2 separate regions of the Homo sapiens genome follow, and region 2 is linked to region 1. Evidence: chromatin loops called from intact Hi-C (ENCODE). Cell type or tissue: heart left ventricle. All regions are shown on one strand.

The links. Hi-C counts contacts between places; a loop is a spot of excess contacts. Peaks named below come from ENCODE experiments on the same cell type or tissue, not always from the same donor. Only the 100,000 strongest peaks of a DNase experiment are listed, where the experiment ranks them.
Region 2: it touches region 1 in a loop (2.3-fold over the local background); 6 of 110 quality-filtered maps call a loop at or near these places.

What each region holds. Positions count from the first base shown.
Region 1 is chr6:162,855,647-162,858,146 of GRCh38, reverse strand. The region is part of intron 2 of PACRG (parkin coregulated); the gene reads right to left. Among named protein-coding and RNA genes, the nearest start is that of PACRG, 130 kb to the right of the region's middle. RefSeq lists enhancers at 330-892, 996-1,290, 893-1,456, 1-2,349. In heart left ventricle, a CTCF peak has its summit at 1,177 (motif pointing left); no DNase peak of the experiment used is centred here; H3K4me3 peaks cover 486 bases; H3K27ac peaks cover 545 bases.
Region 2 is chr6:163,169,463-163,171,962 of GRCh38, reverse strand. All of the region lies in intron 4 of PACRG (parkin coregulated), which reads right to left. Among named protein-coding and RNA genes, the nearest start is that of PACRG-AS3, 21 kb to the left of the region's middle. In heart left ventricle, a CTCF peak has its summit at 1,504 (motif pointing left); no DNase peak of the experiment used is centred here.

The DNA.
Region 1 (2,500 bases):
TCTTTATAGCAGTGTGAAAACAAACTAATACATATAGTTAGACATTACTTAAGTGCTAAACACAACATTCACCGAATATTCAAGAGTTAATATATGTCAGCACAATGATGATACCAATATGGCTTCTAAATTAATAGTTAATGTTTTACAGTAACTTTTCATAAACCATTTTCTTGTCAGGTAACAACAAGAATATACACACATTTATTTTTAAAAGCCTTCTGTCAAGTTGCATTAAAAGCAGGTTGCAACATGATTGGCAGAATTAAGAAGCCTTTGAAACAGGTAACACAGTTGCATTTAAGTGTGGGCAACGAGAACATATTTTATATCTTAGATCTAGTTTATTAAAGAGACCTTAAATTAAAAAAAAAAAAACAGAGCAAATGGATCATCTGGAGAATTCAGAGCTAAAGTGATTAATTAGACCTTATTTTGTCTTGAACAGATTTACTAAGCATTTTTCAAATAGCCACATTGTTTGTAATTACCAAAATCACACCTCCATTGGCCAGCCTAAGTTACTTCATGCATGAATGACAATCTGATGGAACACTCTTGTTAGAGCTTCATTCTTCATTGTAATTAGCCATAATCATAGCCTTCCTGGGTGCATGAGAATGTGCAAGCCGCTATTCACAACCCCAACCCATTTGAATATGAATCTTCTCAGTAAGGAGCAATAAAATAGGAGAAACAAAGCAGTTTCTCTAGGGAATTTTGTAAAGCATCTCTACTCTAATTCTGCCTCCCTTCAAAATGTTCCCTCTCCGGTATCTGGATTCTATTTGCTAAAACAAGGGTGGCTTAATGAGGACAATGGCTTATTATTTCTTAAGTGACACGGGAGGGCCCAAGTATTCCAGGCTTAGTTCTTTCAGTCTTTGCCAAGGACACAAGGAACAAAAGAACAAGCAAGTGTGCGTGGAAAAGAGAACTCGGACTGGGCTATACTCTGTGAACTCTCGGAGCAAGATGGGGGCCTTTGCTATTCCGGAGCTCAAAGGCTGTTGCTTGCTTGCTTTCTTCTTTCTCCCCTCTTTACCCACCCCGCTGCAAATGACTCAGACATTATAGAAAAAGGCTCAAAGCAGCAGGGATTGAAAACAAAGGCTAAGTGGAGGAGGGGTGACATGTCTGATCCCGTCCCAAGCACATTCATAGTGAGCCACCTACTGGCAACTCTACTTTTCCTTCTGTTATTGTCTAATCACCTAAACCTCTTCAGGGAAAACCTAGGTAAACCCGCTGGAGTCACTCCAGATGCCTTCTCAGCCAAAAATGGGAAAAACAAAATTCAGGGGGAAATAAGCTTCAGAGTAGTGCTGTGTCTTCAGAAGAAAACTCAATCCTTCCAGCAAAACTATGGCTAAGTAGCAGGTGTAAAGAATTATTCAAACGGCTATTTGTAAAAGAATCATCATTTGACTTATGAAGCAAAATCAACTACTTATTTACACTAATCACATCATATATGAAAAGTGTGGTGCTGCACACGCTACAGATCTGGTGCTCCTTCAAGACCTTTACCATTTGTGTGGAGAGATTTTTTTCTTCGAGACGTGCCGCTCACCTATTAAGATACCTGTTTAGATTATTTGCTACCAGAAGATGCTCCAGGGCTGCAGGAGACTCGGGATGATTCTCTGATCATCTCCTGGGCTTGGACCTTCATCATGTTGAAATGACTCTCCCAAGGCCACACAGCCGGTTGAATGTATCACTATTAAAGTACCCGATAACAATACAATTCAGCACTTCCACGGCTATATGCACAATGCAGTTTTAGGCCAGGTGCGGTGGCTCATGCCTATAATCCCAGCACTTTGGGAGGCCGAAGTGGGAAGATAGCTTGAGGCCAGGAGTTCAAGACCAGACTGGACAAAAGAGTGAGACCCTATCTCTACAAAAAATTTAAAAAATTACCAGGCATGGTGGCACACTACTGTAGTCCCAGCTACTCGGGAGGCTGAGGTGGGAGGATCTCTTTTGATCCTAGAAGTTCGAGGCCGCATTGAGCTGTAATCACACCACTGCACTCCAGCCTGGGTGACAGAGCCAGACCAAGTCTCTAAACACAACAATAACAACAACAACAACAAAACCAAAACTCGCAGCTTTGGACCTGAACAAGGATAAGTGGCCCTCCCGGTCAAGGAAGGCATAAAGTCCGGCATGGGTGGAGGTGGCCTGGGACGCTGTCTGAGAAATGAGGGGCAGAACCTGAACCCGGACTCCGTGAGAAGGGGCCATAACTGACTAGCAACAACATCTGTTCACTGGTGCCCAAGGAAGGCCAGTTAAATCACCTGTCTCCCACCCAGTGTCCACTGTGCTCCAGGAACTGCTACGCCCTATGGAGGCATCTCCAGTGGAGAAAACATGACTAAACGTCCCAGAAGCAGGGAGTTGGGGCGCTGGGAAGCTGGGGTGGGAACACACACCGCTGGGACGATTGGGGGTATCTATTCCCATGTCCCTTGTCATAAGTTACATTCAA
Region 2 (2,500 bases), 310 kb before region 1:
GTTTATTTTGGTATAAAAATAAATCCATGGTAGAGTCTGTGATGGAAAATGTCCCCTCCCCACCCAGCTGCTCTCACAGGGGAAAGCTGACTTTTCCACACTCTCAGAAGGGGTCCCCACAGGCAGTGCTACCGACTTGGGCCAGCTGCAGTCCAGGGTCCCGACCCATGGGCTCATGCTCCACCAGGGAGGAGACAGTTGTTTTTCAGTCTGTCTGTGTTTCTTCTCCTCTTTTCAGTCCTCTGTATACATCTACTACCTTATCACTGCCCAGCTGGCCACAGCTGATGGAAGGGCTTAGTTACTCTCATGAGAAACTGGGGGGAAAAGTTATTTTATCTCTAGATTAATTTTGAACTTTTTGCACTTGAGAAGAGCTATAATCGTGCTAGGATTGGTACATCATTGGGAGTAGATAGGAGCCTATGCTTTAGATCAGATAGTTGTGTGGTCATGGGCAAATTGCTTAACCGCTCTGAGCTTCAGCTTCCTCATCTGTAAAATGGGCAGAACAGTCATACCTGCCTCACGGAGGGGCAAAGATATACAATAAGTGAGCAAAAGCAGATAAACGGCTTAGTGGACACACAGCCTGGTGCCCAGTCAGCACTCAGTCAATGCCAGCTCTTCTTGGCTATTGCAATGTGGGGATGCTCTCTTGGGACTTCCCCCTTTGATCTGTGATTTTTTTTTTCTTTTCTTTTCTCATCTTGACTACTAGGTGGCAAGCTTCTTTATCTTTCTTCAAAATTCTCTGCAGCTAACATTACATTATAATGATCATTTAGTCACTAATACTACTTGTCATTGAATGGATTCATAATATAGCCAGCATGTTCTACTTTGCTTTTAAAAATTATGGTCGAACCTGCATTTTAAATCTTTTGAGACATCAAAACAAAATTAAAGTTTACTATGAGTTGATGCAAAAGTCTACATGCTCACATTTTGCAGAAAAGCAAGTCTAACTGTTTGAGAGTTTTGCTATAACCTAGCACTAGGCGATATCCTTTTACTTCACTATAGTTCATTTGATGAGCTGACATTAGGAGCTACAAATGAAGTAACACGGACTCGTACTGGTAAGAAGAGACTACAGATGAAAAGGAGTGGGAGAATGAAGGAGGGAATAAAAAGAAAGGTCTAAGCGATAAAAGAAGTAGGAACTGGAGCAACCCTGTAGAAGATCAGTGAATCGGCTGAGAGTTGGTTTTGGAAAAGTGAAAATAACCCAGATGCATAGACTGCGTGGAATCGACAGCAAATAGAGACTGCCCGGCAGTGCAAGGTGGGGGAAGCTGGACCACTTGAGGGCTGTTTCTATCAGATGCCAGGCTACTTTCCAAGCTACCATAAGATTTAGAATAAAAGCAGGGCGAACCCTGTGGCAGCGGCTTGTGTGGCACAACAGAGTAGGGTGAGTCCTTGAGAGAGTAGGGGCGGTCCTGACCCCAGCGGGAGCAGGGGATTCTGGGTAGTTTTCAAAATGGAGGCTCGCCCTCTAGTGGTGCCTGGAGAGAATTGCGGGCACATGACCCTCAATCTGATGTTCAGCAGGGGTGAGTCCCTATAGTTTAATGCTCCGAGCTGACGGTGGGCCAGGCAACCAGAGATGCAGAAAGCTGATTCCTGCCCTCAGGGATTTTACAGGGTGAGAACAACACGGAACAGGCCATTTCAACTCATACTCAGGTCCCATCTCTCTTGGGGGACCTCTTGTTCCCCGCTCTAAGCCACAGCCTCCTCTTCCTCCAGCAGTCTCACCCCTCAACAGTTCCCTTCCCCGCAGGGCAACTGCCTTTTTCTGGTTACGGGCTGAACTGTCACCTTTCAGCCTCTAAAATTCCTATGTTGAAGCCCTGACTTCCAGCTCCTCCGAAAAATGTGACTGTATTTGGAGAAGTGTCTTTGAGGTAATTGGGGTGAAATGAAGTCACATGGGTGGGCTCTAATCCTTATAAAAAGAGATAAGGACACAGACAACAACACACAGACGGAGGGACGACCCTGTGAGGACACAGCGAGAAAGTGGCCGTCCACAAGCCAAGGAGAGAGGCCCCATGAGAAACCGATCTTGCTGACACCCTGACCCTGGACTGCCGGCCTCCAGCACTGTGAGAAAGGACACGAGTGTTGTGGAAGCCACCCAGTTTGTGGCTGGCTGGGCAACCAGAGCAGAAGAAGGCGCTCCCCAAGTCTGTATGGCCCCTCCCCGCCCAGCCTGCCCAGCGGCCTCTCTCTCCTGAGCCGTCTGGCCAGCTCCTCCTAGCACATTCTAGACATGGCCTTTGCCACACTCCTCCTGCTAATTCCTAATCTGGGATAACCAAACCAGTGGTCACATGAGAATTCCTGCTCTACAGCCTGGCTGCCGTAGGAGCACAGCACGCAGCCGTGTGAAGTGGGGCCAGTTCCACACCCGCAACAACAATTCCCCCATCCCTGGTCAGTACCACACGTCCAGCTCCATGGCTATTCCCAACCCGCACCTCTCGTCCTG